Linked DNA regions of Homo sapiens: region 1 is linked to region 2. A link is a loop called in an ENCODE intact Hi-C map of the cell type or tissue named here. Cell type or tissue: heart right ventricle. All regions are shown on one strand. Each heading gives the region's core, and the rest is flanking DNA. Links, peaks and the distances in the headings are about the cores only.

Evidence for each region. Hi-C counts contacts between places; a loop is a spot of excess contacts. Peaks named below come from ENCODE experiments on the same cell type or tissue, not always from the same donor. Only the 100,000 strongest peaks of a DNase experiment are listed, where the experiment ranks them.
Region 1: it touches region 2 in a loop (2.6-fold over the local background); 2 of 110 quality-filtered maps call a loop at or near these places.

Annotation. Positions count from the first base shown.
Region 1 is chr3:177,328,704-177,344,681 of GRCh38, forward strand. No RefSeq gene overlaps it. Among named protein-coding and RNA genes, the nearest start is that of LINC00501, 42 kb to the left of the region's middle. RefSeq lists enhancers at 5,326-5,425, 9,978-10,272, 10,130-10,229, 15,828-15,978 and a silencer at 8,398-8,692. In heart right ventricle, for the core only: no CTCF peak of the experiment used is centred there; a DNase peak (open chromatin) is centred at 5,692; H3K27ac peaks cover 2,500 bases.
Region 2 is chr3:177,206,677-177,222,654 of GRCh38, forward strand. No RefSeq gene overlaps it. Among named protein-coding and RNA genes, the nearest start is that of TBL1XR1, 17 kb to the left of the region's middle. In heart right ventricle, for the core only: no CTCF peak of the experiment used is centred there; no DNase peak of the experiment used is centred there.

The sequences.
Region 1 (15,978 bases), core at 4,404-6,903, 120 kb after region 2:
GACCAGTTTGATCTCTAGTGGAACCAAGGTTCCTGCACACTGGATTATGACATGAGACTCGACATAGCCTTGAGACAAGATGATAAAGGTGTCTTCTGGTAGTCCCTTTAAACTGATGTAGAGAAAAAAGCTTAAATTACTAGTTGCCAGAATATAGGACCATCATATAGAAGGCTGGGCTTGGATCTTAGAGACAATGGGAAAATAATTAAAATAATGTTCTTCACAATTAATAGAAAGTGGGAATATGCAATATGTAATGTGGTAGATGGGGGCGGGGATGGAAGAGACTTTAAAAAAATCCAGATATGATTGCTGGATCTTTATTTAAAAAACACAATGTTATATAACTTTTGTGCCCTTTTTTTTTGCTAATTATAAAATGCTGTCACATCCTCAGATTATATGGAAAAGTATATGAATTAAATAAATGGAAAACAAACTCTATAAATGGTACAGGGTTATTGCTGTTTACTTTCGTCCTCAAACTAGACTTGTAAAATAGTTGGGCTAATGCTTAGCCTCATTGTGCAGATGAGGAAAGCGAGGCTCTCTGTATTTAGGTAACTTGTCTAAGTTCTCACAGCTGATCAGTAATAGAGTTTCAAACCAAAACCAGCTATCTTGATTGATACATTGATATTGGTGATATTGGCCAGCCGTGGTGGCTCACACCTGTAATCCTAGCACTTTGGGAGGCCCAGATGGGCAGATCATGATGTCAGGAGTTCGAGACCAGCCTGGCCAACATGGCAAAACCATGTCTCTACTAAAAATACAAAAATTAGTCGGGCATGGTAGCGGTCACCTGCAATATCAGCTACTCGGGAGGTTGAGGCAGGAAAATCGCTTGAACCTGGGAGGCAGAGGTTGCATGAGCAGAGATTGCACCATTGCACTCCAGCCTAGTGACAGAGCAAGACTCCGTCTCAAAATAAATAAATAAAATAAAATAAAATAAAATACAATAAAATAAAAAACAAGATATTGGTGATATTCTTACAATGTGTGCCTATGTTTGCATAATTGAGATATTAATTTATATTTTCTTGTTTTATTTTTCTCCTTTTTCCCCTCTCCAAATGCTAACCCAAGATTTGCTTTGGAAGAAAGAACGCTGCAAATCCTAATCCAAGAATGCTTAGGAAGAAGGATAGAAGCAGAAACAGGAGAGAATGGAGAGACTCTTTAAGATGAAGAAAGAATGTTGGCCTTCAGCGTGTTCTTCAAGTAAAGACCCATGCCCAGCACTCTTGAAGCATGTTGGGGAGGAGCTTGGAGAGGAATAACTATGTGGTAAGAGGCTGAATATTAGATTTGGAATCCTTCAGCCCTGGCAAAGATTTCTGTGCCAGGCTTGGCAGGAATAAACAGAGCTGTCTGACCTTAAGGGATCGCAGGAGTTTGGACATGAGTACACAGGTGGTGATCGCTATGAATTGAGGACAAGAGGCTAGGTCCAAATGAGGTGCTCTGGGTAAGTTCCCAGGGGCTTTTGCACAACATTGGAAGGCCCAGTAAGATGAGGACTTATAATCAAGTGTATTTTGATTTTCTTTTCTTTTTTTTTTTTTGAGACAGGGCCTCACTCTGTCACCCAGGCTGGAGTTCAGTGGTATGATCTTGGCTCACTGAAACCTCCACCTCCCTGCTTCAAGTGACTCTCCCACCTCAGCCTCCTGGATAACCGGGATTACAGGAACCCGCCACCGTGCCCGGCTAATTTTTGTATTTTTAGTAGAGATGGGGTTTCACCATGTTGGTCAGGCTGGTCTTGAACTCCCGACCTCGGGTGATCCACCTGCCTCGGCCTCCCAAAGTGCTGGGATTACAGGCGTGAGCCACCGCACCCAGCTGTATTTTGATTTTCAACCAAAATGAAGTATTGTGACATTTTTCATACATTCTTGTTTGTGGAGTAAAAGTCATACGTCCTACTTGTATATTTGTGGGTGCAGAAGAAGAAAGCAGGACAGCAATGGTGATGGGAGTGTGATTCTGGGTATTAGAAAGCTTGAGAATTTGCATCATATCACCAAGGGCTTAAAGGGAAAAGAATGACCGATTGTGCCCCTTAATGTCACTCTCAACTCCATATGTTTTCAGTTTATTACTGGTACGTGCCAATGGCTGATTCACTTAGCTGTTTGGAAGAGAGTGCTAACGAGGCCAAGGTCAGGGTTCTCATTTCCATATCGTCAAATACACTTAGTGAGAGTACTTCAGCTCCAGTCGCCACAGATTAAATCCCTAACTCTCACCAACTGTCTCACAGATATGTGTGCTGGGTTATTGGAGGCCAGGTGAGAGTGTGTGAATGGGTCAGCACAAAGCTTTACCGCCACCAAGGACAAAAACAAAACAGATGTCCTGTTGACATCCCTGTAGTTTGTGTGAATGCTTATGAAGGAGAGAGCACGCTGCTGCCATGTGAACTAATTCACAAAACAAATACAGCAAGCCAAATTTCTCTAATTTTTGAAGAGAATCTGATATCATTTCACCCATAATGTAACACATGTTGTGGTGTAATTTACAAAAATAATGCAAATTTTAAGAAGCATATTAAAAAAATCTGCAAAATGAAGATGGGGATTCTAAGATTACCTTTTAAATATAAATTCTAGAAAAGCAATGTAATTAGAATTTGCCGGGTGCAGTGGTGCATGCCTGGAGTTCCAGCTACTTGGGAAGCTGAAGTGGGAGGATTGCTTGAGCCCAGGAGTTTGAGGCTGCAGTGAGCTAGGATCATGCCGCTGCCTGGACAACACAGTGAGACCCCTTCTTTAAAAAACTAAAAAAGAACACATAAGACTTTTAAAATATTTAATTATGATTTAATTTACATACAATGCACTGACCTTAAGGGTTCATTTTGAGAACTTTGGCAATTGTATACACCCACATACCCACTACTCAAAACAACTCACTCTGTCACCAAGGCTGGAGTGCAGTGGTGCAATCTCAGCTCACTGTAACCTCCTCCTCCCAGGTTCAGGCAATTCTCCTGACTCAGCCTGTAAAGTAGCTGGGATTATAGGTGCCCGCCACCAGGCCCAGCTAATTTTTGTATTTTTAGTAGAGATGAGGTTTCACCATGTTGTCTAGGCTGGTCTCAAACTCCTGACCTCAGGCAACCTGCCCACCTAGGCCTCCCAAAGTGCTGGGATTAAAAATGAATCTTTTTTTTTTTTTTTTTGAGATGGGGTCTCACTCTGTCACCCAGGCTGGAGTGCATTGGCATGATCTCGGCTCACTGCAACCTCCGCCTCCTGGGTTCCAGCAATTCTCCTGTCTCAGCCTCCTGAGTAGCTGGGACTACAGGCATGCACCACTATGCCCGGCTAATTTATTTTTTGTATTTTTTAGTAGAGATGGGGTTTCACCATGTTGGCCAGGCTGGTCTTGAACTCCTGACCTCAGGTGATCTACCCACCTCAGCTTCTCAAAATGCTGGGATTATAGGCCTGAGCCACTGCACCCAGCCAGGAATAGCATATTTTAGTTTTTTTTTTTTTTTTTTTTTGCTCACAGGCATAGAGTAAATTGCACAGGAAACTTCTCTGATTGAATATTGGAGGTCATCTTTTGGTAAGTGTGGCACACAATGAATCTAGGCATCATAAATTCTAAGATGTAAATTACAAGAGCTTTGAAGTTTGAAATGATTCTCCTAGGCAATGCATTGCACAAAAGAGCAGAGTGGAAATGTCATCATTTATGTTTTATTTTGGAGAATATCATTTCCTCAATTCTTTCCTTCTCTACTTTGCTTTAGCAGATTTTGACATAAAAGAAACCTCATATTCTTTATAGATATAATGTGGAAGTCTAATATTTCAGAATTCAGAATAAAACTTTCTTTCGATGCCTTTAATAAGATCTTAAAGCATTTAAAAAGCATTAATTAAGCTTTACACAGCAACTCTAAGATGATTTGATCAATTCGAAAACATAATTGTAAAGTCTGCACTCAACTTTCAATTACTATATGTCCCAGTGGAGAAAAAACAGAGATAATACAAACCACAGATAATAACCAAACCATTTCTACTCAAGGAACAATGGCATAGATACTTTTAAAAATGCAGCTAATTCCAAATAATTTATATTTGATCTTAGAATGCATTATATGATTTTCTTTCATGAAACCATGTGGAGATTTACTATTATAATTATGCTTTATTTAAATGAAAACTACAATTAATTCAGTCTCCATATACACCGATTATTGGAAGGAAGAAATATATAAAAATTACAGGCTGTGTGTCAGAAGGAAGTGGTCCACAGATGTGTTTTTTTGCCTGTTTACAATCTGGAAAGTGAAGTCATCTACGTAAGGTTGCATTTCATAAAGGTTTAGAGATGAATGAGTTCTGTTAAACTACATCAGCCCAACTCATTTGATAAGTAACAATGAGGCCCACTAGAGTGACAAATGACCTGCTAGGGCTGTCTAATGACAGTATTATTTACAATCAAAAAAGAGAGCGAGAGAGCCTGAGCACAAAAGTCTAAATTTTTCACAACTGAAGAATGTTTGAATAAATTATGAGCCATCAACTTCATGCCATTCAACTGCCATTAAAAAGAAAAAGTAAGTAGATAGCAGCAGCCTTAACTGAGATCCCTTCTTCTAAGATAAGCCCTTCTCTATTTCCCATATCTGGGATGGAGGCCCCTTAGGGATTCTACCTTTGAGATTGAATATACCCTATTGTAATTATATACTTAATTGTATTTTCTCTGGGTGGTTCTAAGCTGTTTGAGGCTTGGGCAATCTTATTTATCATTTTATTCCCAGATCCTAGCCAAGTGCCTGGCCCATTATTATTGTTCATTAAATATTAATTTCAATGGAATAGAATGTCATTAATACCAACAAGAAAAATCAAGAAAAAATGTATTCACAGCTAAACACAAAGTCTCAGACTCTCTCCCTTTCTACAACTATGTCCTTCTATATTTAGCCCTGATCCTTTCTTATTGGGTTACTCAGCTTGTTACCCAAGAACCAGAGTGATGGCTTAGAGTGACAGGGTGCTGGGCTGTCACCAATCATACACAAAGTGGACAAGGCATTGAGACGTAGTCATTTTGACAGAGAAGTGACATTTTGATACAGCCTAAAAACAAATTGTTAAATTTTCAGCTTTTAAAAAGGACCAGTAAATGTGTGCAGCAGACACACTCACCTCAAACCTAAGCAAATCAAACCTCCTCAGGGACCCGTAGAGATGGATACAGCTGACAAGTTTAGTGGACAAGCCAGGGTGCAGGTCTCCTGACCTGGAGAGTAGTGCTTTCTGCCTGCCCCACATTCCATCTCAAAGGGCAGAGAGGAGAAGAGAAGCCACCAAGCATCAGCCCTGTGCTGCCTCAGGGTGCTCCCCTTGTTCTCAGACAGATCTGTTCTGCTCCCACCAACTTGGGTTTAGTTTTGCTTTAAAATTTATCTTGAGAAAAGAATGAAAACTTTTTCTTGTGGTAGGGCCAGTTGCTAAAGTCTAAGTGTCAGAATTTCATAATTGAGTTCAGATGAGGTCACTGTGGTTTGAGGGAGCTAGGGCGGGCTGTAATGAAGACAGGGTCAGCATTTTCCAGGGAGGTGGCCCAGCGGATGTTCTAGGAGGAACTTCTTAGGAGTGGGAGGGAATGGGGACACTGAGGGTGGGCCACGTCCAGAAGCCCAGGATGGCAGGTGGTTGGCATTCAGGGTATTTATCTTCAGATGTCACGTCCTCCACCACCTGCCTGGGGCTTCAATGCTCATATGGCAGCCTGCCTTTTCCTTCCCAGCACTTCCCTCGGGTTGTAATTATATATCCTATATGTGTAATTTTTTTTTTGGCCCTGTCTCCCATCAAGCAAAGATCATGCAGTTTTGTCTTATTGGCTTTTGTTGCTGCCACTCTGTCCACAGGCATAGCACAGTGTTTGGCACATAATAAGCATGCATACATATATCTTGAGTGGATAAATGATGGAATAAATGAATTAAGTCAAGTTTATTGTATGTATTTCTAGAGGGACTAGGTTAGGTTACATGGGGCTTCATTAATGGAGAAGAAGGCAAAAGCACAATTATCTAATAAAGATGGCTCGGGGCTAGGAAAGTAAAGCCGTAGATGCTGAGACTCAGAATCCAGGGCCAAAGTTATTTGTCTCTCCAGGCTGAGGTACTGCTAGGTCCTAGATTGGATTAGACCTGAGCGTAGGTGTCTTCAGGTATGCTGAACAGAACGGAGAGGTCTTGGGTCTATGCTATCTGGGAACAGTGCAAGGCTGATCCAATGTCTTTTGAACATATTTGGTTCAATTCATTCCTTTAAGCTCAGAAGGCTACTACAGGTCTCTTTTGGAGTTAGAGTGTACACGATAATTTTTCTCTCCCCTTTGCTTTCTAAACTCTTTGGCCCAGTCTGAATCATGTTATCTGAAGTCAAGGAAACACCAGTGATCATCCAAAAACATATTACCCCCACTCCATCCCTACATCTTCAAATAACGTACTGTTCTTTTGACCTACTTCTCTCCCTGTCTCTCTCTCTCATTCTCATTAAGTGGAGACCTGTAGGTCTGTGCACAGACCCTGAAACATATTCAGAATGAAATACTCAAGGTTGGCCAGGTGCAGTGGCTCGCGCCTGTAATCCCAATACTTTGGGAGGCTGTGGCGGGCAGATCACTTGAGTTCAGGAGTTTGAGGCTAGCCTGACCAACATGGTGAAACCTCGTCTCTACTAAAAATACAAAAATTAGCCTAGCGTGGTGGCACTCATCTATAATCCCAGCTACTTGGGTGGCTGAGGCATGAGAATCAATTGAGCCCGGGAGGTGGAGGTTGCAGTGAGCCAAGATTGCTCCATTGCCCTCCAGCCTGGATGACAGAGTGATACTCTGCCTCAAAAACAAAACAAATCAAAACAACCTCAACAACTGAAGGTCCTTCTTCCTTTGGCTGAATCCTTTTAAAAGAGTGGCTTCTGTTCCCACTGTAGAAAGTTGTGAAAAGAGGCCCAATGGGATTGTTCTGCAGGTCCTCCTGCAGAGTAGTGAATCACATACATTAGTTATAGGAACGCTTGTATTTGGTGATGGAGGGGCTCACACTAGTCTGGACCCTTCCTCTCGGCTGATGCTCAGCTATGGTGCTCAGTATCATTCATTCACAGGAGAGCCAGTTCCAATCGAGTTCTCTCTCCAATAAACCACACTGCTTAGGACTCACCCTTGTGCAATAAAATTGTGGCAGGGCTAAAAATAGAAACCACAAATCCTGCCTGCCAATCCTGCATTCTAACCTCTAATCTACTTGTAGCAAGGACAAATGTTTTCAGGAAAATAAAATGACACTGCATAGAACACAGTGACACAACTGTCCCTATTGTCAGAACTTCCACTCAAAAAACCTGGAGAAAAGAGGATGAATTCCATCTTCCACACCTTGGTCACCATATACCTAGTTTCAACCTTCCTCTAATTTCTAATACAATCTGAATTACAAAAGCAATGAAAAAAATAAAAAGAGAATACAAAGCAGGACGGGGAGAGAGACATAAATATCCCCCTTGTTACAACTTTCTTAATGATGGGAATTTGTCTTTTGTGTTTCAGTACAATGGAAATGGACTAACAGAAGTTCAGTATTAGATTAATAGGACTCTCACTTTGTCAAATGGAAAGCCGGTTAAGGGGGTGAATTCCTTAACCTGGATTTGAGGACAGAGGCATCCTGCTTAGTAAAAAGTACCCTCAGAAAACCTGAATGTGATCCCCAGCTTGCCACTCACATCTAGTTCAAAAGGGAACCAACTATTTCATCTCCTGCAGCCTTGGAGTTCTTATCTCTAAAATGACATGATGGCCGGGCATGGAGGCTCATGCCTGTAATCCTGGCACTTTGGGAGGCCGAGGCGGGTGGATCACCTGAGGTCAGAAGTTCAAGACTAGCCTGGCCAACATGGTGAAACCCCATCTCTACTAAAAATACAAAAATTGCAGGCATGGTGGCACATGCCTGTAATCCTAGGTACGCTGGAGGCTGAGGCAGGAGAATTGCTTGAACCTGGGAGGCGGAGGTTGCAGTGAGCTGAGATCACACCACTGCACTCCAGCCTGGGCGACAGAGCTAAACTCCTTCTCAAAATAAATAAATAAATAAATAAAATGGCTTGCAATTAACAGCCTTGTATGCACAGAACTGTTGTGAGGCTCAGTGAGACAGAATTCATGGGAAGTGCTGCATAAATGGTATGTCTATCTATAACTGAGGGATTATTATTGCTGGACACAAATTCATTTATTGTTCTCGATTGGATGTACACATAATTCAAATTCCCCAGAAAACAGCTCTGCCCTTCATTTCCAGCTGTGTGGTATGCAGCTTCTAAACATTTTTACTGAAACCTTGCCTCTTAACTGTTAGTCTTGAGGGTCTACACACAGCTCCCACGCTCAATTAACTGTTACTTCCCCAGGCAGCTGCAAGGCAGAAATTTCTGATTTGTGTTACAACCAGTCTAGCCCTCTGTGTCTTGGCTACGGACAGACATGCCTCCACAAAGACACAAACCAGAATGGAATCTAACAGGAACCTTGGTGAGAGATGTGCTCTGGGAGGAATGAGATATGAAGACAGGACTCAAGAAACGGTGGCTATAGACTTCTTATAGGAGGCTTTAACTTTCTCAGTTTTGAAATGCCATATTTGTTTTGCTGTGCGATGAATATAAGTGAATTAACAATGTGCTTACAGATTTCTTAGCTGGTAATGTGATAAAATTTAAAATATTCTTGTTTGGTATCATTTTGAAATTTTCTTGGCACTTATGAAACTAATGAGAAACACCCGCATGCTGTTGGAGAGAGTGAGTGCATTTTCAGGCCCAGCATTTGGGAGCTTCAGTCTTCCGTAATTCAATGCATGACAATAGATTTATTATTGAAGAAATGAAGAAAGAGGTCAGGCAAAAAAACCAGCAATTAATCATTTGAAGACACTGAGTCATCTACTATTTTATGTCAGAAATCTTGTAGCCATGTTTACATAATAATAAAACAGCTATAAGAGGGCAGATGTTTTAGGCCTAGACATTCGCTAGTCAGTAACATGTAAATGTGAGAGTCCTCGTGGTTACGGTTTCACACCTTTCCATGGCGGTTGCCAGTCAGTTTTTCCTTGCTGTTCATAAGCTACCAAGTAATACACATTTGTCTTCACTCTGGTCTGCAGTGAAAATAAAATGAGAAGAGAAAGAAGAAGATATGAAGTGGAACAATGTGGTTGGGAAATTCCCATATCTTTACCCTAAAAAAAAAAAGAAAAAATATTACTCTTTTAAGTAAGGCCCAAGAGAATATTAAATGCATATACTATGATTCAAAGAAAATAGTGTTACCATTTAGTCATCAAAGTGGACCTTTGGTCTTGGCAGCATGTGTGAAACTTAAGGGTGGCAGCATGTGCTCTGTTAGTGAGTACATTTGTAGCAAACCACAGGGGTCTGAGTTCTTATTGCCTAAGTGCCCATTTTCTTGGGTGTTTTGCTTTTGTCTCCAGAATATCCAGAGAATGAGTTTGTTAATAAAAAATAAAACTGGCCGGGCGCAATGGCTCACGCCTGTAATCCCAGCACTTTGGGAGGCCAAGGTGGGCAGATCACCTGAGGTCAGGAGTTTGAGACTAAAAATATAAAATTATCTGGGTGTAGTGGCGGGCACCTGTGGTCCCAGCTACTCGGGAGGCTGAGGCAGGAGAATCGCTTGAACCCGGGAGGCAGAGGTCGCGTTGAGCTGAGATCGCACCATTGCATTCCAACCTGGGCAACAAGAGCAAAACTCCGTTTCAAAAAAAATAATAATAATTTTTTTTTTAAAGAAGGGTAGCCAACAGATGAAGAAAAATAAGTAAATTCCTCCAAGATTCAAGACAAGATTTAAATACTTTCTAGCCATTTATTTTTCTAACCAGATTTAATTTGGAAGTATGAACAAAAAAAGTTATAGCATCACGCTCTGGTCAGCTTGTCTCAGATAATGGCTTGTGTGACCAGTGGAGGTCCTGGGGGAAGGGAAATTCAGAGGGCAATAAGGAACTTCTCTGTTATCTCAGAGTTTCACAATACACACAGGAAACATTTGTAGCTGGTCCTCTGTTAGCCTGAAAGATTAGCTAATCCCTTGTTTCACCATAAAATGCATTTTTAGCAATAGTTCCTGAACTGCAAGCAAAAACTCAGGTGGCCAGCTCATAGTCCTCCTAAATTACAGTTGAAAGATGCTTTGCATTGTAGATATTGGCTTGGGCAATAAGGAAACTGGTATAGTTCCTGGGGATGTGCTGGGCTGACATGAACCTCTCTATGCCCCACCACCAATGGAGCAAGCCGATTTCCATGTCCAGCATGCCGTATACATTCTACAACAGTGTTCTTAGGGTAGTATTGGATTCCTGAAGCCCAGAGATGGATTAACTGTCCAGGTGCCCCAGATGAATTCTAACTCAAATTAACACATCCTGTCTATACAACCTTTCAACTCTATATAGCAAAACTGTGACCTCCTGTTCAAACAGGAAAGATAAGCAGCCACATTTTATCATGGTGGTTCCTGAATATGTTTGCTACTAGCCTGATTTACTCACTTATAGTTTGCCCACTAGATCTTTTTCTCTAGACATAGTCATTTCTCTTTTTTCTTTCTTCTCTTTCTTTCTCTTTCTTTCTTTCTTTCTTTCTTTCTTTCTTTTTCTTTCTCTTTCTTTCTTTCTTTTCTTTCCTTTCTTCCTCTCTCCCTTCCTTCCTTCCTTCCTTCCTTCCTTCCTTCCTTCCTTCCTTCCTTCCTTCCTCCCTTCCTTTCCTTCCTTCCTTCTCTCTCTCTCTCTTTCTTTCTTTGTTACGGAGTTTTCCTCTTGTTGCCCAGGCTGGAGTGCAATGGAGTGATCTCGACTCACTGCAACCTCCACTTTCTGGGTTCAAGCGATTCTCCTGCCTCAGCCTCCCAAGTAGCTAGGATTACAGACATGCGCCACCATGCCTGACTAATTTTGTATTTTTAGTAGAGACGGGGTTTCTCCATGTTGGTCAGGCTGGTCCTGAACTCCCGACCTCAGGTGATCCACCTGCCTCGGCCTCCCAAAGTGCTGGGATTACAGGCGTGAGCCACTGCTCCTGGCTCATAGTCTTATTTTATTTTATTTTATTTTATTTTATTTTATTTTATTTTATTTTATTTTATTTTATTTTTTTGGGACAGAGTCTCGCTCTGTTGCCCAGGCTGGAGTGCAGTGGTGCGATCTCAGTTCACGGCAACCTCTGCCTCCTGTGTTCAAGCGATTCTCCTGCCTCAGCCTCCTGAACAGCTGGGACTACAGGCACATGCCACCATGCCCAGCTAATTTTTTGTATTTTTAGTAGAGACAGGGTTTCACTGTGTTAGCCAGGATGGTGTCGATCTCCTGATCTCGTGATCTGCCCTCCTCAGCCTCTCAAAGTGCTGGGATTACAGGCGTGAGCCCCTGCGCCCGGCCTATTTATTTCTAAAAGACCTGGGGGAACTTTTAAAAACTATATTTTAATTTGTATAAAGAATGTATCACAGATTTATTGTGCTGGAAGAGATTTATTGTGCTGGAAGAGGTTTTAGAGATTATCTAGCCCAATGGCCCAATGTCTTTATTTTAGGTATAAGGACATGAGAGGCCCAGAGAGGTTAAGTACCTTGCTCAAGGTCACTCAGCTAGTTAGCTGTAGTAGATCTACCATATGAGCACATGGTTAATTCCTAAAGTATTCCCACAGGTCCTCTGTATTCACAGCTCCTCATTAAGCAAAGACCTTAACTCAGAGAGCTGTTTTGTGACACATGTTACACCCAGCACTTTTCACCTTTAAGATACTGGGACAGGACCACCAAGAATACCAATGGGCTGAGATCAGCTTGGAGGGTCAGCTGCTCACAGGGTTTCCTGTGCACTAAGGCGGCATGACAGCTGGGGAGTATCTATCCTGTTTGTCTTTCTGAATAACCCTCATAACTGAGATGGCATTTGGCATAGATTCCAAATTACAAATACGATCAAATTCATGTGTGCTACCCCACAGTGCATGATGAGATTATTTATTTATTTTGTGTTAATTAATTAACTAATTTTTATTTTTTGCTTTCATTATTATTTTTAACTGACACATATTTATGGGGTACCGTGTGATATTTGGATACATGGATACAATGTATAATAATCAAATCAGGGTAATTAGCATAACCATTACCTCAAACATTTATCATTTCTTTGTGTTGGGAACATTAAAAATCTGATCTTCTAGCTATTTGAAAATATGCAATTTTTTTTTTTTTTTTTTTTTGAGAAGGAGTCTCACTCTGTTGCCCAGGCTGAAGTGCAATGGCACAATTTCGGCTCACTACAACCTCCGCTTCCCAGGTTCAAGCGATTTTCCTGCCTCAGCCTCCTAAGTAGCTGAAACTACAGGCACGTGCCATCATGCCCGGCTAATTTTTATATTTTTAGTAGAGACGGGGTTTTGCCATGCTGGACAGGCTGGTCTCAAACTCCTGACCTCGTGATCCACCCGCCTTGGCCTCCCGAAGTGTTGGGATTACAGGCATGAGCCACTATGCCTGGCCTGAAAATATGCCATGAGTTGTTGTTAGCTATAGTCACTCTCTAGTGCTGTATGAACACTAGAACTTATTCCTCCTATCTAACTATACTTTTGCATTCCTTAACCAACCTTCGGCTACCCCTCCCCCACCCTGTCCCACCTCTAGTAACCACTGTGAGATTATTTATTTTTATCCATCTTGTACCTCAATGGTTTTTGAGGTTCTCTCTTTCTATACAAAATACAAAAATATAAAATAACATTAGAAACAATTAGGGTGAGGGCAAAATTGTTTTGTTTTTGATAGAAAAATAATACAGATAGGTAAAACTGATACACAGAAATAAATATTATAAAGCTTTTGTTCTGTGTTTGGAGAAGAATGTAAAATTTGGCTCAGAGTTTCTTAGTGGCCTCAGCAAAGGGAAAAATGTGATCTATTATAAGATTCAGAATGTTTGTGAGATTTAAAAAAACGCAATTCAAGAGAAACATAGTTTTTACTCATACTAAAACCCGAGAGGTTTCTTCCTTGATAAAATCCTTTTAGTAGAGATCACAGTGAATTTCATATGGCTGTGTCTCATATTCCTCAGTGCAAGTCAAAGGCACAAACAACGAATGCAAATCAGAAAAGGCGTTCCCAGGATATTGAGCGTGGGAGCAAAACAATGGGCCCACATACACACTGGACTATTTGGAAATAAGTGAATTGTACATACTCCAAGAAATCTTCTGTAGATGCTATTCCTTAAAACCATTTGAAAAAATAATTGCTGGGCAGCAGAGAAATAAGGAATTAAATAAAGGGTTCAATGAAGATATTGCTTTCTGAGACAAAGGCTGCAAATTCTCCCCGGTGTCCATGTTCTCTGCTGCTTTTGAGGCCACAGCTAGATTGCATTTCCCAGTAGTTGGGTGTGATCATGTAACTGAAACTGGGCCAGTGGAATATGAACAGGCCTTGCCTTTAAAACCCCCATGTGCCTTTCTCACTCTCTTTTCCTGTCCAACCTCTGAACTCAGAGGACTCCATGGATCTAGAGGAAGGCAGAGCTATAAGACGGAAGGACCCTGGGTTACTGAATGACTGTGAAGAGCAGAGTTGCTGATCTACACAGGAGTGTGATATGAGTGAGAAATAAACTTTTTTGTTTGTTTGTTTTGAGATGGAGCCTCACTCTGTTGCCCAGGCTGGAGTGCAGTGGCGCAATCTCACCTCACCACAACCTTTGCCTCCGGGTTCAAGTGATTCTCCTGCCTCAGCCTCCTGAGTAGCTGGGACTACAGGTGCGTGCCACCATGCCTGGCTAATTTTTGTATTTTTAGTAGAGATGGGGTTTCACTATCTTGGCCAGGCTGGTCTCGAGCTCCTGACCCCGTGATCCACCCGCTTCGACCTCCCAAAATGCTGGGATTACAGGTGTGAGCCACCGTGCCCCGCCGAAAAATAAGCTTGTATTGTATTCATTGGGGTTTGGAGATTTGTTTCAGCAGCTAGTATTATACTAAATAATAGAATTAAACTTTCAAACTGCAAGTCCCATCAATGAAGCAGATGGTTACATAATCTAATCACCTTTCCTTACACTGAGAAAACAACAACCCAAATCACTACTTTTTCAAGGCCATATCCTTTGACTTCCACTAGTCTCTAGGAGACTGTTTAGTAAGCAGATTGGACCACCTGGGCATTACCTTTAAATCTGCTATCCATGTGCCCTGGGCAAGTTACCTCACCTCTCTAAGCCTCAGACGCTCCATCTATAAGATGGGGATAGTAATAGGACTGCCTGTAAGAGTTGCTGGAAGGAAAAAGTTGGTACCCTATACAGAGTGCGCAGCCCGGGATTTGGGATGTGGTAAGCACATGATAAATATTGGCTAGTAAAGGTCATCATTCTTTACAGATGTATCTTCATATTTCTGGCTGATGGTGGGGAAGGCCCACAACAGGACAAGCTGTGCCTGGGCAAAGGTGACTGAGTTTCTAGCAGTAAAGCAGTTCACAGTAACCAGGCTCTCCTCCTGTCCACCTCACCCTTTCCCTTTCCTCTCTTTTTAAATTCAAGCAACAGCTCACACAACCTTCAGACTTTGAACTAGGCTACTGTGATCTGAGACCTGTTCATTCCACCCAAAATTTTTGAATAACTTTCATAGGATCCTTCTGGAAAAAGAGGATAATAGCAGTGACAACAACAATAATTCCTGATCGTTAAGTACAGTGCTTTTGAGTTTGTGAAGTTTTTTTTTTTCCACTCAAAATGCCCATGATGATTCTACCAGAGCATTTTTTTTGATGTTGGAAAATCTTACAACATTCCCTGATAAGGCATGTTTCTGAAATGATTTCATAAAAATCGACAGTTTTGTATTAAAACAAGAAATAATTCAATTTCTGAGTGAAAGACTATGCACTACGTAAATCTTTCTTGAGGAATTTAGAGGGGTTTTTTTTTTCCCTTGCACCTGACTGGATATATAAACATAGCTAGAGTCTTGGCTAATAATAACATCACAATGTGTACAGACCCAGCGCTCTTCAATACCTTTGCAGAGTTATTTGTGTCGGAAAGGATTTTATCATAAGCACATTTCTTCTCTCAGTATCACATGATGCGCCATTGAATTTCCCATCATACAAACTTTCTAATCTCATTTACAGTCACAGAGGTTGAAAATAGATAACTAATCAGCATTTAAGTACCTTATAATCTGTAAGGTAAACCAGATATGGCTAGACTGGCAGTGGAACATTCCAGAGGTTGCGGACTAGGGGATCCTGACTCTAGTCCATTATTAATAAGTTCTGCGACTTCTACAGCCCCTGGATCTCACTGTGATTCAGATTCCATATGTGCAAATTGAGTTTGTTCCTCTAAGTTTCCCTCTAATCCTCATACAGTCAAATGAGTGTCATAATTCTAAATATTTCAGCTTAATTTACGACAGTGTCCTTACTCATGATTCAAGACAGACTGGGGCCACATATAGGATCGCTGTGGCCTTTTCTTTTCTCTTTTCTTTTCTTTCTTTCTTTTCTTTTCTTTCTTTTTTTTTTTTTTTTTTTTGAGACAGAGTCTTGCTCTGTCGCCCTGGCTGGATTGCAGTGGTGCTATCTCGGCTCACTGCAAACTCCGCCTCCCGGGTTCACGCCATTCTCCTGCCTCAGCCTCCCAAGTAGCTGGGACTACAGACGGCCACAAGCACGCCCAGCTAATTTTTTGTATTTTTAGTAGAGATGGGGTTTCACCGTGTTAGCCAGGATGGTCTCGATCTCCTGACCTCGTGATCCGCCTGCCTTGGCCTCCCAAAGTGCTGGGATTACAGGCATGAGCCACCGCGCCCGGCC
Region 2 (15,978 bases), core at 7,260-9,759:
TAGGCTGTGACCTAATTACCTTCTGAAGGCCCCACCTCCTAATACCATACCATTTAGGGCTAGTGTTTCCATATATGAATTCTGGAGAAACACAAACATGTTGTCCATAACAGGTAAATAATATTATTATCTCTATTTGATTTATGAAGAAACTGAAGTAATAAGACCATATAGTTTGTCTAAGGTCATGCTGCAAATGGCAAAACAAGGATTTGAACTCAAGGCCAAGTGCAGTATCTGCTTTTCCAATGAATAAAACTAAGCAGATCAAGGCAGGAAAATTCAAGTGTTTGCTAAAAAGTACTTCAGTGAATGAGAAGAGCAGAGAAATGCAAAGTGGAAAAAAGGAGAAACTGCTTGAGGAGAAGAACCACATCTTAATCACATTTATGTGACCCACATATTTTAGGCTAGAATCTAGAAAAATGTTTGCTGAATGCAGGCGTAATTACGATCAATCTGTTGGATTCCATCTGTTGCATGCTTTGGTACTGTTAGTGTATCTACTGATTACAAAAGGAAGACCTTTGTCTCACTCACTCCCTACCCCTCTCACCATCCACCATCACCACCCGTGCTGCCTCATGGCAATTTAGGTATAGGGTGTTCTTTTTTTTTTTTTTGAGATGGAGTTTCGCTCTTGTCACCCAGGATGGAGTGCAGTGGCATGATCTCGGCTCACTGCAACCTCCGACCCCTGGGTTCAAGCAAGTCTCCTACCTCAGCCTCCTGAGTAGCTGAGATTACAGATGCCCACCACCACACCCAGCTAATATTTGTATTTTAGTAGAGAAGAGATTTCACCATGTTGGCCAGGCTGGTCTCAAACTCCTGACCTCAGGTGATCCACCCGCCTCAGCCTCCCAACATGCTGGGATTACAGGGGTGAGCCACTGTGCCCGGCCCGGGTATAGGATATTCTGTGTGTGTGGGCGGGTTGGGGTTGGGGGGAGTCTCACTCTGTCGCCCAGGCTGGAGTACAGTGGCATTATCTCGCATCACTGCAACTTCAACCTTCTGGGTTCAAGCGATTCTCCTGCCTCAGCCTCCTGAGTAGCTGGGACTATAGGCACACACCATCACCCCCGGCTAATTTTTTTGTATTTTTGGTAGAGACAGGGTTTCACCATGTTGGCCAGGCTGGTCTTGAACTCCTGACCTCAGGTGATCCACCCACCTCGGCCTCCCAAAGTGCTGGGATTACAGGTGTGAGCCACTGCACCCGGCCAGTATAGGGTATTCTTGAAGACAGGTTTTGTGGGCAAAGAAGACAATGTATAGTAATTCCATTTCATTTATTACAAATTTGAAAACCTACTTTTCCTTTGAGCTTTGAAATTCAGGTTACAAATCTAACTCTGTTTTTTAAGAGAATGTTTACAATTTGGTTAATTAAATTTCCTTGAATTATTAAACTACATTAATTCATTTAATGTATTCAGTCTTTTTAAAATACTTCAGTTGCTCAACAAAGAATCACAAGTAGTTAAGTAATGCTTATAAATATGATAAATTATAAAATATGAATCAAGTTCTCTTGAACATTACAAAAATGTTTACAGATTTAATAAAATTCTCATATATTTTCACTTAAAATCATGAATCTGAATTAATTACAGTTTTCACTTAGGTGTTTTAAACTGGTTTCACAAGGATAACTTGTTAGAAATCCTAAAATGTCGAATTACGTAAAAGATTACAAATAGTTAAAATACCAAATACAAATATGCACAAGTATTTCTAAACATAAATGAAAACAATAGTGGCCACACACAGTGACTCACGCCTATAATCCTAGCACTTTGAGAGGCCAAGGCGGGCAGATCACTTGAGGCCAGGAGTTCAAGACCAGCCTGGGCAACATGGCGAAATCCCATCTCTACAAAAAAATACTAAAATTAACTGGCTGTGGTGGTGCATGCCTGTAGTCCCAGCTACCGGGGAGCCTGAGGTGGGAGGTTCGCCGGAGCTGGGAGGTGGAGGTTGTAGTGAGCCATGTTTGCGCCACTGCACTCCAGCCTGGCTGCAGAGAGACCCTGTTTCACAAATAAACAAATGAATAAGTAAATACAATAAGACGATGGGTTTGATTTGTTTTATCGCTTTGACTTTATGCTCTCCTAAGGCTAAAAAAAACCTAATGCCTTAAATAAACAATTCTACTGGCCCAGGTGAGCTGAGTTGCTGTCTTAGTCAGTTGGGAGTGCTATCACAAAATACATAAACTAGGTGACTTCTACACAACAGAAATTTATTTCTTCTAGTTCTGGAGGCTGTGAGGTCAAAGATCAAGGCACTGGCAGATTCGGTGTCTGGTCAGGGCCTACTTCCTGGTTAATAGATGGCACCTTTCTGCTGTGTCCTCACATGATAAAAGGGGCAAACACACTCCCTCGTGCCTCTTTTATGAAGGCACTAATCACATTCATGAGAGCTCCCAAAAGAGCTCCAAGTCTTAATATCGTCACCTTGGGGATTAGTATTTCAACATATGGATTTTGGGAGGCCACACACATTCAGATTATAGCAGACACCTCTCCAGTGGACTGAGTAGCTTATTGACCTGAGTGGTTCTGGCTGGAGATGCAGACATCAGGGCGGTTTTTCTCAAAGCTGCTAAGATGTGCTGAACACTCCTTATGCCAGCCAATGGGAACACTAAGGTCCTGCCTTCAAATGGGATGGTCTTGCTACAATTCAAGTCCACAGATTCAGGTTGCACCACTTGGAAATGATATGAACTTGCACCCCTCCTACCAGATTGCTGAGACACATGACTGAGCTCAATTTGTATAGTACTCCGTTTTAGCCTGAATCTTTGAATTGTTTTCCTCCTGATGGTGCTTCAATTCATATAGAAATTAACTGTATATTGCTCATGTTTGTGGCTGGCTCTGTAGTTCCAACCACCCCCACCCCACCCCCAATATTGTTATAGCTACTAGAAAGTAAGCCAAATGCACTTTCTGAGATTGTCCCAAATATCTGTTGGTCAGGTAACAGCCATTATAACAACTATCATTTCCTTATGTCAGCATTTCCCAAACTGTATTCCGCTCATAATGGGCACGTAGTCTGTGCTTCTGGAAGTAAAGAGTTCCAACATTAAGGATGTTTGGGAAATGTGACGTTTTTATTTTCCTTGTTGTTGTTGTTTTTTGGGACAAAGTTTTCCTCTTGTCACCCAGGCTGGCCTGCAGTGGTGCGATATTGGCTCACTGCAACCTCCGCCTCCTGGGTTCAAGCAATTCTCCTGCCTCAGCCTCCTGTGTAGCTGAGATTACAGGCCACAACACCCAGGGATTGTGCACCACGACATCCTGCTAATAAATGTTAAATTCACCTTCTAGAGGTCTGCATTGCTTTTTAGCATATAAAATACTGAAAAATCTTGCATTGTAAAAATCTTATCAGCCATGAGGCTGTGGCGGGAGAATCGCTTGAACTCTGGAGGGGGTGGTTGCAGTGAGCTGAGATCGCGCCATTGCACTCCAGCCTGGTCAACAAGAGTGAAACTCCGTCTCAAAAAAAATAAAAAAATAAAAACAATCTTATCAGCCTATTGAACACTTCTTAAAGACATAACTTTTGGCCAGGCGCGGTGGCTCATGCCTGTAATCCCAGCACTTTGAGAGGCCGAGGTGGGTGGATCACCTGAGGTCAGGAGTTCGAGACCAACCTGACCAACCTGGCAAAACCCCGTCTCTACTGAAAAATACAAAACTTAGCTGGGCACGGTGGCAGGCGCCTGTGATCCCAGCTACTCGGGAGGCTGAGACATGAGAATAGCTTGAACCCAGGAGGCGGAGGTTGCAGTGAGCTGAATCGCGCCACTGCACTCCAGCCTGGGCAACAGAGTGAGACTCTGTCTCAAAAAAAATAAAAGACATACCTTTCAAGATCATGCAAAGTTTGCTTTCTGTGGAACACAGTTTGGTAAATTGTGTCTCTATTTGGTAAAATGTTTTTATTTTATTGCTTGATCTTTTGTTTTTAATTTTTTGTAAGATCAAAGCTTGGATATGCAACCAAATGGACTTTTTTTTTTTTTGGTTTTGAGAAAGGGTCTCATTCTATAACTCGGGATGGAACTCAGTGCCGTGATCTCGGCTCACTGCAACCTCTGCCTTCTGGGCTCAAGCAACTCTCCCACTTCAGCCTCCCAAGTAGCTGGGACTACAGGCATGCACCATCACACTCATGTAATTTTTGTATTTTTTTGTAGAGATGGGATCTTGCTATGTTGCCCAGGCTGGTCTCGAACTCCTGTGCTCAAACGATCTCCCCACCTCGGCCCCTTAAACTGCTGGAATTACAGACATGAGCCACCATGCCCAGCTGGACTTTCTGGTAGTTCCCTCCCACTAAACTTGTCCTACCTAGCCATAGGCAGCCCTTCCCTCCCAGGGAAACTGCTTATCAAGGGGCAGAGGACAAGAGAAAGTATGTGTCCTGAGGCAAGGCTCCTTCAAAAAGAGAGGGAAAGTCGCTGAGCACTTGTACTCACTCACGTCCTTCCTATAATCTTGTAAATCACTTGTTCTCTGAGGAAAGGGGGAACCTGCAAAGACTACAGAAAGCTCCTCCTAGGGCATAAGAGCTTTCTCTTTGCTATGGTTTGAATATGGTTTGTCCACACCAGAACTGATGTTTATAAATTTGATCCACAATGGGTTGCGTTGGGAGGTGGTGTCTAGTGGGAGGTGCTTGGCTCTTGGGGGTGGATTCCTCATGAATGGCTCTGTGTTGTTCTCTGGGCCGTGAGTGAGTTTTTGCTCTCTCGAGACTGGTTTAGTTCTTGGGGGAATGGATTAGTTCTCACTAATAAAAGAACAGGTTTTTATAGAGAAAGATGTCCGTCAGGGTTTTACTTCTTCCCCTGTGTCCACTTCCCTTTGACCTTTCTCCACGTTATGATGCAGCATGAAAGCCCTCAACAGCAGATGCTGGCACCATGCTTCTTGAATTTCCCAGCCTGCAGAATCCTGAGCTAAATTAACCTCTTTTCTTTATAAATTACCCAGTTTCCGGTGTTCTGTTACAGCAACACAAAACAAGTACACTCCCCTTTATAGATAGCCTTCTAATATTGTGAGTCTTCATTGAGCAACAAACTAGGAAGACAGTGCGTGCCAGTACTGAGTTAATTATTGCCACTGAACAAAACAAACTTTATTTTATGCATATTTAGCAATAGGTGTAACAGCCACAGGGATAGATTATAGGCCAGAGAAACTGGGTTTTAGACACAGCTCTACCTTCACTGTTGTATGTTCTCAGACAGGCATCAAATGGCTGAGAAACGCAGTTTCCTTACTGATAAAATTGGCCCCACATTAACAACAAATTTCCAGAGTGGATAGTCAAAATACTTATTGACCAGTTCTATATGCCTTGCAACCAATCAGAACAGAGAGCAGAGGGTACACCACACCCAACCATACAGCAAATTGGCAGCCTCCCAGTTCATTTCCCTCACTCAGTCAACATTTGCAGTTGCCTGCCATGTGACGTCTATGTACCGGGGCTGTTGCATGTGTCAAATTAAATGTTTGTGAAAGCAGATCATAACCTCCATACAAAAGCAAGGTGTTTTTAGTCATTATTCTCTGTAGGAAGACACAAAGAGTAAGGGAAGTGGAAGCCTCTCATAACATTTCACCTGTTTCAGTTTTGCCTACCCTATTGGGTGGCCTGGCCTCAGTTTGAGAGCTCACCTCCCCTTGAGCTATATAACAGCCTAAGGACATGGAGAGCTGGGCCAAGACCAGCCAGGATACAGCTTAACCTCAAACCCTCAAACAATAGTGAGAGCTAGCACTGTCTTGAGTACTTACTATGTGTTAGGCCTTGTTCAAAATAATTTCATGCAGATTAACTCATGTAAACCTCACCACAGCCTGAAGTAGGGACTGTTTTTTTTTGTTTTTTTGTTTTTTTTTGAGACAGAGTTTTGCTCTTGTTGCCCAGGCTGGAGTACAATGACGCGATCTCGGCTCACCACAACCTCTGCCTCCCAGGTGCAAGCAATTCTCCTGCCTCAGCCTCCCGAGTAGCTGGGATTACAGGTATGCACCACCACGCCCAGCTAATTTCATATTTTTAGTACAGACAGGGGTTTCTCCGTGTTGGTCAGGCTGGTCTCGAACTCTCGACCTCAGGTGACTCGCCCACCTCAGCCTCCCAAAGTGCAGGGATTACAGGCGTGAGCCACTGCACCAGGCCATGAAGTAAGGACTACTATTATCTCCTTTCCACAGATGAGGAAACCCAACACACATGGATTAAACGACCAAGGTTCCTTAGCTAGTAAATGTCAGAGGTGGATTTTTATCTAGGTAGATGAGGTCATGCCTTTAACTACCACTCTATACTACAAACAGATCCAAGCCTGGCAAGGGAGAAAGAAAACTGTTGAAGGGCTGGCATCCAGAGAGCATTATGGGTCACGAAGGTGAGCCCAGAGTTCTTATAAATCCTCTCTTAGGACCATAGGTGTCATAACCCAAAGGGGTTAACCCAAGGAGCAGACCTCTCCAGTGCTTTTGCAGAGGGTACACAAGAGTGTCCAGAAGCCCCTGGTTGATGGGAACCCCTTCCCCTAGGCGCTGAGAACTGGAATACCCACTGCCTGGGTGGCTGGGGAAGGGCATCTCTGTTCCCTGGCCCCTTAGTCAGGGGAAAGTGAGGAGGGGAAAAGGAGAAGAACCAGAACAGCGGCTCCTCTCTCTAGTTGGGAAAAAGCAGTCAATTCAATGGGTTTGCCTTTGGGTAGGAGGATTAACTCTAATTATGGAGTATATAAACCAGGAGCTGAGGGCTGGGGCGGGCTCCTTTCTAGAGAGCATGAAGAAGGGTTAAAGAGGAGTAAGGCAGAGAAAGGGAGGTGTGAGGGCTCAGAAGCTGGCGCCAGCAAACTTTTACTGTAAAGGGCCAGATGGTAACTATTTGAAGCTCTGTAGGCCACGTTCTCTGTTGTCTCCCTCTTCCCCCTCCCCCAACCATTTAAAAACGTATGAATTATTCGGAGCTCTGGCTTCAGTTGGATTTGGCCTATGGGTTCGAGTTACTGATTTTCTAACCTGAAGAAATAATCTGTCAACCTCCCCATTTTACCTGAGTCTGATCCTGCCCTCCCTTGCAGTGCTGGCCATTTAACTTGAAGTAGGGCCTCCCAAGCAATGAGAGAGGCATTCAGATGAGGAAAGGGGCATAACGTTCTGACTGTGGTGAGGCTTCATGAAATTTCAGGTATGTTCCACTGAGGTACTTTAGGACTAACACTGTTTGGCGACCTGAAGGTTTGCTCTGGGGATTTTTATGCCACACATAGCTGCATGCATGAGCAACTCTGCAAGAATTATGTTTCATGCCACATTCCATTTGGGAACTTATGCCCAAGACAATATTGCAGAGCAATGAAACCCAGCATTACTGTATTCCAGGAAAATGGAGTAGCAACCTTTCTCTCTTAGTAGCCAAAAATGGAATATCTCAATGTCTTCAGGAAGAGCTTGCCCTCAGTAAGAAGAGTTTTACCTGTTGGTAAACCTGACTCTCAGATAAAATGCCATCTTTACAGAGCCTGGCTTTGCAATAAGAATACACAGTTGTAAAACCGGGCGTGGTGGCTCACTTCTGTAATCTCAGTACTTTGGGAGGTCAGGCGGGCGGATCACCTGAGGTCAGGAGTTCAAGACCAGCCTGGCCAAAGTCTTCTCTTCCTACCTTAAATTTGAGCTACTAAGCGCTAAAGCTATTCTTAAATAACAAAAAGAAATGGCTTGAAGGCCAGGAGGTGAGAGGAAGGGAGGGAACTTATAAAACACTTCTTTACCTAAGAATTGATAGAAAGCCATGACTTCCAAATACTTATTAGAACTTTGCAATACATTTAGGCTGGGTGCAGTGGCTCATGCCTATAATCCCAGCACTTTGGGAGGCTGAGGTGGGTGGATCACCTGAGGTCAGGAGTTCAAGACCTGCCTGACCAACATGGAGAAACCCCGTCTCTACTAAAAATACAAAAATTAGCCCAGCATGGTGGCGCACGCCTGTAATCCCATAATCCCAGCTACTTGGGAGGCCGAGGCAGGAGAATCACTTGAACCCGGGAGGGAGAGGTTGCTGTGAGCCGATATTGACCATTGCACCCTAGCCTGGGCAACAAGAGCAAAACTCTCTCAAAAAAAAAAAAAAAAAGAACTTTACAATACATTTAATGTGAGTTAACGTGTCAGGCTACTTGTAATGGAATACAGGGGAAGGTTATTGGTGTAAGGCAAAGGACAAAAGAGTGTTCTTTTTTTTTTTTGACACAGAGTTTCACTCTTGTTGCCCAGGCTGGAGTGCAACAGTGCGATCTCGGCTCACTGCAACCTCCGCCTCCCGGGTTCAAGCGATTCTCCTGCCTCAGCCTCCCGAGTAGCTGGGATTACAGGTATGTGCCACCACGCCCGGCTAGTTTTGTATTTTTAGTAGAGACGGGGTTTCTCCATGTTGGTCAGGCTGGTCTCAAACTCCTGACCTCAGGTGATCTGCCTGCCTCGGCCTCCCAAAGTGCTGGGATTACAGGCATGAGCCACCGCGCTCAGTCAACAAAAGAGTTTTCAACAGGAACATGATATTTGGGAAGAAAAAATAAGAGGGGAGACGGGCTGAGAAAAGCTGCAAGTGGGGAAGCTTTGGTCCCCATGGCCTAGAGGCCTGAAGTGGGCCACTGGCCAGGCAGAAAAGGCGTGGAAACGATTTCACCTGTTTCACAATTGTCTAGAGCCGGCCTGAAGGCATCTTGGGGAAGCACCCACTGAGCTCACTGCACTGGCCCTTTCCTGGGGAAGCTCAGGGAGAGCTCCCTGATAAGGGCTCCTGTGTCGAACAAGGTATGTGACTTCAAAAGGTAGTAAGAGAGTTGTCCCACAATAAATTTTAGTATTATGTTCTGTGGAGGTTGTAAATTATAAATAATTTTCTACTTTTAGTAGTCTAGGTAAGTAAATACCTGGAAGCTTTGACATGAATTTCATCTTAGAGATCTTTTTAAATTCTATGAATTGATTAAAATATGCATATTTGCAAATTAGACCTAGGAACAGTATCTGTCATCTCCAAAACCTCCTAACTACTCTCCTACCTACTTGCTGGCTTTTCTCCAAAACATTTGCACAAAACAACTTTTAGAAACCTCCAGTGCTGGCCAGGCATGGTGGCTCATGTCTGTAATCCCAGCACTTTGGGATGTCAAGGTGGGTGGATCACCGGAGCTCAGGAGTTCGAGACCAGCCTGGCCAATATGGCGAAACCCTGTCTATACTAAAATTAAAAAAAAAAATTAGCCAGGCATGGTGGCGGGCACCTGTATTCCCAGCTACTTGGGAGGCTTAGGCAGGAGAATTGCTTGAACCCTCGAGGTGGAGGTTGTGGTGAGACAAGATCACACCACTGCACTCGGCAACAAGAGCAAGAATCCATCTCAGAAAAAAACAAACAAGCAAACAAAAAAAACCCTCCAATGCCTTGCCAGGCAGGGTGGCTCATGCCTGTAATCCTAGCACTTTGGGAGGTTGAGATGGGCAGATCCCTTGACTCTAGGATTTCCAGACCAGCCTGGGCAACATGGTGAAACCCCATCTCTATAAAAAATACAAAAATTAGGCCGGGTCCGGTGGCTCACGCCTGTAATTCCAGCACTTTGGGAGAATGAGGTGGGTAGATCACGAGGTCAGGAGTTCGAGACCAGCCTGACCAACGTGGTGAAACCCTGTCTCTACTAAAAATACAAAAATTAGCCGGGCATGTTGGCGCATGCCTGTAGCCCCAGCTACTCGGGAGGCTGAGGCTAGAGAATCACTTGAACCCGGGAAACAGAGGTTGCAATGAGCTCAGATCACATCACTGCACTCCAATCTGGGTGACAGAGTGAGAAACAAAACAAAACAAACCCCACAAAAATTAGCCCAGTATGGTGGTAGATGCCTGTAGTCCCAGCTACTTGGGAGGCTGAGGTGACAGGATGGCTTGGGCCCAGGAGGTCGAGGCTGCAGTGAGCCGTGATAGAGCCACTGCAGTCTTACCTGGGCAAAAGAGAGAAACCCTGTCTCAAAAGGGAAAAAAAGATAGAGTTTTAAGATAATAATTTTATATATATATATATATATATATATATATATATATATATGGTTTTTTTTTTTGAGACGCAGTCTTGCTCTATCGCCCAGGCTGGAGTGCAGTGGTACAATCTTGGCTCACTGCAACCTCCGCCTCCTGGGTTCAAGCGATTCTCCTGCCTTAGCCTCCCGAGTAGCCGGGACTACAGGTGCTCGCCACCACATCAAGCTAATTTTTGAAATTTTTTTTTTTTTTTTTTTTTTGAGACAGAGTCTTGCTCTGTCGCCCAGGCTGGAGTGCAGTGGCACAATCTCTGCTCACTGCAACCACCGCCTCCCGGGTTCAAGCAATTCTCCTGTCTCAGCCTCCCCAGCAGCTGGGACTACAGGTGTCTGCCACCACGCCCAGCTATTTTTTGTATTTTTAGTAGAGACGGGGTTTCACCATATTGGTCAGGCTGGTCTCGAACTCCTGACCTCAGGTGATCCACCTGCCTCAGCCTCCCAAAGTGCTGGGATTACAGGCGTGAGCCACTGCACCCGGCTGTATTTTTTTTTTTTTTTTACTAGAGAAGGGGTTTCACCATATTGGCCAGGCTGGTCTCAAACTCCTGACCTTGTGATCCACTCGCCTCGGCCTCCCAAAGTGCTGGGATTACAGGTGGGAGCCACCAGGCCCAGCCCAAGATAAAAATAATATTTTAAAGAGCTTTTAAGCTGAAAGCAGAGCATTTATTTGCCAGGGGTATGAGTTCTACCATTGGGTGTAGCTTGGTAGAAACGTTGAGAAGTGCTTTAAAAAGAGGATTATAAAACACATCCTAAATATGGAAGGATTCCTTTTTTTTTTTCTTTTGAGACAGAGTCTCTATCACTGAGGCTGGAGTGCAGTGGCATTGTGTCAGCTCACTGCAACCTCTGTCTTCTGAGTTCAAGCAATTCTCCTGCCTCAGCCTCCCAAGTAGCTGGGATTACAGGTGCCCACCACCGCACCCAGCTAGTTTTTATATTTTAGTAGAGACGGGGTTTCACCATGTTGGCCAGGTTGGTCTTGAACTCCTGACCTCAGGTGATCCACCCACCTTGGCCTCCCAAAGTCCTGAGCCACCATGCCTGGCCTTTTTTTTTTTTTTTTTTTTTTTTTTTTTTTTGGACAAGCTCTTGCTTTGTTGCCCAGGCTGGAGTGCAGTTGCAAAATCTCGGCTCACTGCGACCTCCACCTCCCAGGTTCAAGCAATTCTCCTGCCTCAGCCTTCTGAGTAGCTGGGACTATAGGCGGGCACCACCACGCCCAGCTAGTTTTGTATTTTTAGTAGAGGCGGGGTTTGTCTATATTGGCCAGGCTGGTCTCGAACACCTAACCTCAAGCGATCCGCCGGCCTTGGCCTCCCAAAGTGTTTGGATTACAGGTGTGAGCCACTGTGCCCGGCCTAGGGTTCCTTTTACTATAATTCTTTTTATTTTAATTTTATTTTTATTATTTATTTATTTATTTTGAGACGGAGTCTCACTCTGTCACCAGGCTGGAGTGCAGTGGCGCAATCTCGGCTCACTGCAGCCTCCGCCTCCCGGGTTCAAGCGATTCTCCTGCCTCATCCTCCCAAGTAGCTGGAGCTACAGGCGCACGCCACCACACCCAGCTAATTTTTGTATTTTTAGTAGAGACGGGGTTTCACCATGTTGGCCAGGATGGTCTTGATCTCTTGACCTTGTGATCCACCTGCCTCGGCCTTTCAAAGTGCTGGGATTACAGGCGTGAGCCACTGCACCCGGCCTATGATGATTTTTTTATTTTTTTATTTTATTTTTTTTTTTTGAGACGGAGTCTCCCTCTTTCACCCGGGCCGGACTGCAGGGGCGTGATCTCGGCTCACTGCAAGCTCCGCCTCCCGGGTTCACGTCATTCTCCTGCCTCAGCCCCCCGAGTAGCTGGGACTACAGGCGCCCGCCACCTGAGCCCGGCTAATTGTATTTTTAGTAGAGACGGGGTTTCACCGTGTTAGCCAGGATAGTCTCGATCTCCTGACCTCGTGATCCGCCTGCCTCGGCCTCCCAAAGTGCTGGGATTACAGGCGTGAGCCACCGCGCCCGGCCTGATGATTTTTTAAAATGTGAGATTAGAATATTAGTAATAAGTAAGATCCATCTCCGCACCCTAGCAATTTCTTTAGCCTAAATTAACACGTGGTAAAACATTGTTTTCTTTTCTTTCTTTTTTGTCTTTTTTTTCTTGAGACAGAGTCTCACTGTGTCACTCAGGCTGGAGTGCAGAGGCGCAATCATGGCTCACTGCAGCCTCTACCTCCCCAGGCTCAGGTGATCCTCCCACCTCAGCCTCCCAAATAGCTGGGACTACAGGTGCATGCCACCAAGCCTGGTGAATTTTTTTTTTTTTTTTTTTTTTTGTAGAGGCAGAGTTTCTCCATGTTGCCAAGGTTGGTCTCAAACTCCTGAGCTCAAGTGATCTTCCTGCCTTGGCCTCCCAAAGTGCTGGAATTAGAGGTGTGAGCCCCTGTACCTGGTCAAAACATTGTTTTGTACAGTGAATAGTCTTGACTTAAAAATATATATACCTATATTCTGGATTTATAGAGGAAATATTTGAGCTAGTGAAGTGTTAAGGAAAGTCCAGTACTGTATTGGCAGAGAGAGGTCAGGCTTGCATTTGATAAACACCTCAAATGAGCTTCATTTGATCTAAACGAGGCACATAATAGCGTATAAGCAAATGTTAACAAAAGGTCCACTATAACCAAAAAGTTTAATAAATCATATTTTATTACTTTTCACAGAAATATGCCAGAGAAATTTGAAAATTTATTTGCCAAGAAAAGTAGGAATAGTATTTAGGGCTCTGGCCAGCTTTGGATTTGAATTCAAGTTTTTGACCTAAAAGCTTCTCAAAACTTGTGTTTTGCCGGGCATAGTGGCTCATGCCTGTAATCCCAGCACTTTGGGAGGCCAAGGCAGGCAGATCACCTGAGGTCAGGAGTTTGAGAGCAGCCTGGCCAACATGGTGAAACCCCATCTCTGCTAAAAATACAAAAATTAGCTTGGCATGGTGGTGGGTGCCTGTAATCCCAGCTACATGGGAAGCTGAGGCCGGAGAATTGCCTGGGAGGCAGAGGTTGCAGTGAACTGAAATCGTGCCGACTGTACTCCAGCCTGGGCAACAGAGTGACACTCCTTCTCAAAAAAACAAACAAACAGAAAACTCTTGTGTTTTAAAGAAAATGCTGATATCTGGAATAGATACTAATCAACAGTACACACACACACACACACACACACATACACACAGGAGGGAGAAAAATAAAAATGTAGGATACAGGTTAGGGATTCATTTCTTTTATGTGGAGAGTGTTTTCTTCAACCATAGTTTTGTGATTCAGCATTCATAAAATAAATCGTTTACAATTTGGGCGAAATAACATCAGGTTCCTGCAGGGCTATAGAAAATGACTTGTGGGGGCTAATATGAAATAAGGGTTGAAACAGTACACAGCCTTTGTTCTATTCCAAGGGGTTGACAGTCTTTAGAAGGTTCACGAACCACTGTTTATGACTCACTCGCTTCCACCTACACTTCCTCTCCACGTTCTTCACATCACTAGGGCTTGTTGTATTATCCTAGTTTTTGAAATCCATTGCTTCCCACAGTTCTCCAATCAAATGCCTTCTCTGTGGGGACCTCGAGAAAGATACACTAAGGTATGGTGAACCAGGTCATTCTTCACCCAAAATGACCTAGTTCTCCTAAGTGACTAATTTCTTGGTCGTCACTGAGGTACCAATCCCTTCTGCTGGCCTTGTGTGCCCGATCCTCCCCTGCTCTCAGTTACCTCAAAGCAAGCTTCCAGCTTGTTGCAGGCTGTTTTCTCTCCTCCAAACAATCAGGGCCTAACAGGATTTGAAACTTGTTTTGGTTGTTCCCAATCTAAATATTTCCTCAAATCTATCCAGCAGTACTTACTCCATCCAGTTACATTTCATCCTAAGCCCCTAGTAGGGAGGCCGGGCCACCTTCCTGCCTTCCTTCTGCCTAGATTCCCTGATCACAGCATTCCTGTTGCCCTTCCATTCAGGAAGGACATGGACAGAGGGTGGTCAGAAGCCCTGTCCTATATCCTAACCAGAGGGCTGAAGCCTACCTCTGAACTGGATCCTGCCAACCTATTTTCCTGGAGGCAGAACTCTGTGTCACCTCTTCCAGTGCAGATAACTGAACAGTCCTACTTTCTCTGGCCTGTACTTCCCCACTTATTCTCCCTGCACCTGGCCTTCCCCCTTCCTCTTCTAGACTTTCCCTGAATTTGTAGTTCCTCTGTTTGAGCCTCAGGTCTGATTTTCAGCCCTAATCAGAATCCCTTGTCTGTGTCTGCTTTGACCAGAGAGGTTGCAAGTTTCCTACTAACCCTTCCTTCATTCACGTCCTGTCATTCTGGCTAACAAAAATTAGCTGGGTGTGGGGGTGCACGCCAGCCAAGCTTCTTGACACACATGTACATGCTCGTGTGTGCACACTCCTGCACGTGCACCCTTACAGAGGAAGTATTCAGATCGCTTTTTGCACAGCTAGGGTATGCAGATTCCTCTTTTTTTTTTTTTGAGACGGAGTTTTGCTCTTGCCCAGGCTGGAGTGCAATGGCACGATCTTGGCTCACTGCAACCTCCGCCTCCCGGGTTCAAGCGATTCTCCTGCCTCAACCTCCTGAGTAGCTGGGATTACAGGTGCCCACCACCACTCCCGGCTAATTTTTTTGTATTTTTAGTAGAGATGGGGTTTCACCATGTTGGCCAGGCTGATCTTGAACTCCTGATCTCAGGTGATCCACCCACCTTGGCCTCCCAAAGTGCTGGGATTACAGGTGTGAGCCACTGCTTCTGGCCTTTGGATTCCTTTTCTACTAACAGAAAACCCTGGCATCCATGGAATAATAATGGGGAATAGTAACAGCAATTTTATCTTCATAGGGAGACTGCTTCAGAGAGGGTATAAAAAGCTGGGGAGCCAACGGTAGACTTGCCTTCCACCATTATAGAGCTCTCCCAACTCTACGACTTCCTGACTACTACCCATCTCAAATCATATTAACACTGGACAACTCTACTACCAAGTGTGTATGATGCCACTTCCTCTGAGCAGGAAAGGAACCTACTCTCTGCCCTTTTTCTTCCTCATTTGACTGCCTTCCCCATCAGCACCCACCTAGGCTCCCACACTTCTCCCTCCTCCCAGGGTAGTTCCTAGTAGTAATTCAAGCGACTGGCTCCAGTGCCTTCTAGCATTTACTAGGTAGCATTCCTAAATGCCACCTTCTTGGGAAGAATCTTCCAGCAGACACTAAGGCTTATTAGACACTGAAATGAGTTATGGAAGAAGGTTTAGATTCTCACTCCCTGGAGATCTTTAAAAGCAAGAATGGATTCTCATCTGTCTGGGATGATTATGTGGGATATTCCTGGTAGGCCAGGGAATAGACCTGCTCATCACCAACAAATAATTTATTAAACTCCTGGGCATTCATGATACTGTACTACATTCCACGTATATTAAAAGATAATTTTAAAAACACAGCCCCTACTCTCAAAGAAGTTTTTTTACTAATGAAACAAAAGGTTTGTATGGTGTACAAATAATATATAATGAAGGACAACAGTGCTTTAAGTTCTTGAAGCATGTAGTTTTCTTATTTTCTTTCTCTTACACTCTTTAGTTTGGGCTGGGAGCTATGCAGAGCAAGATTTTCAGTGAACAAGATTTTCTTGCTCATATTTTCTTGCTCAGGAGGTTGTGAATGATGCAAAATGTGAACATATCGGAAGAATTAAGAGGGAAAGAAAGCACAAAGTGGTCTCAGTTCTGGCATGC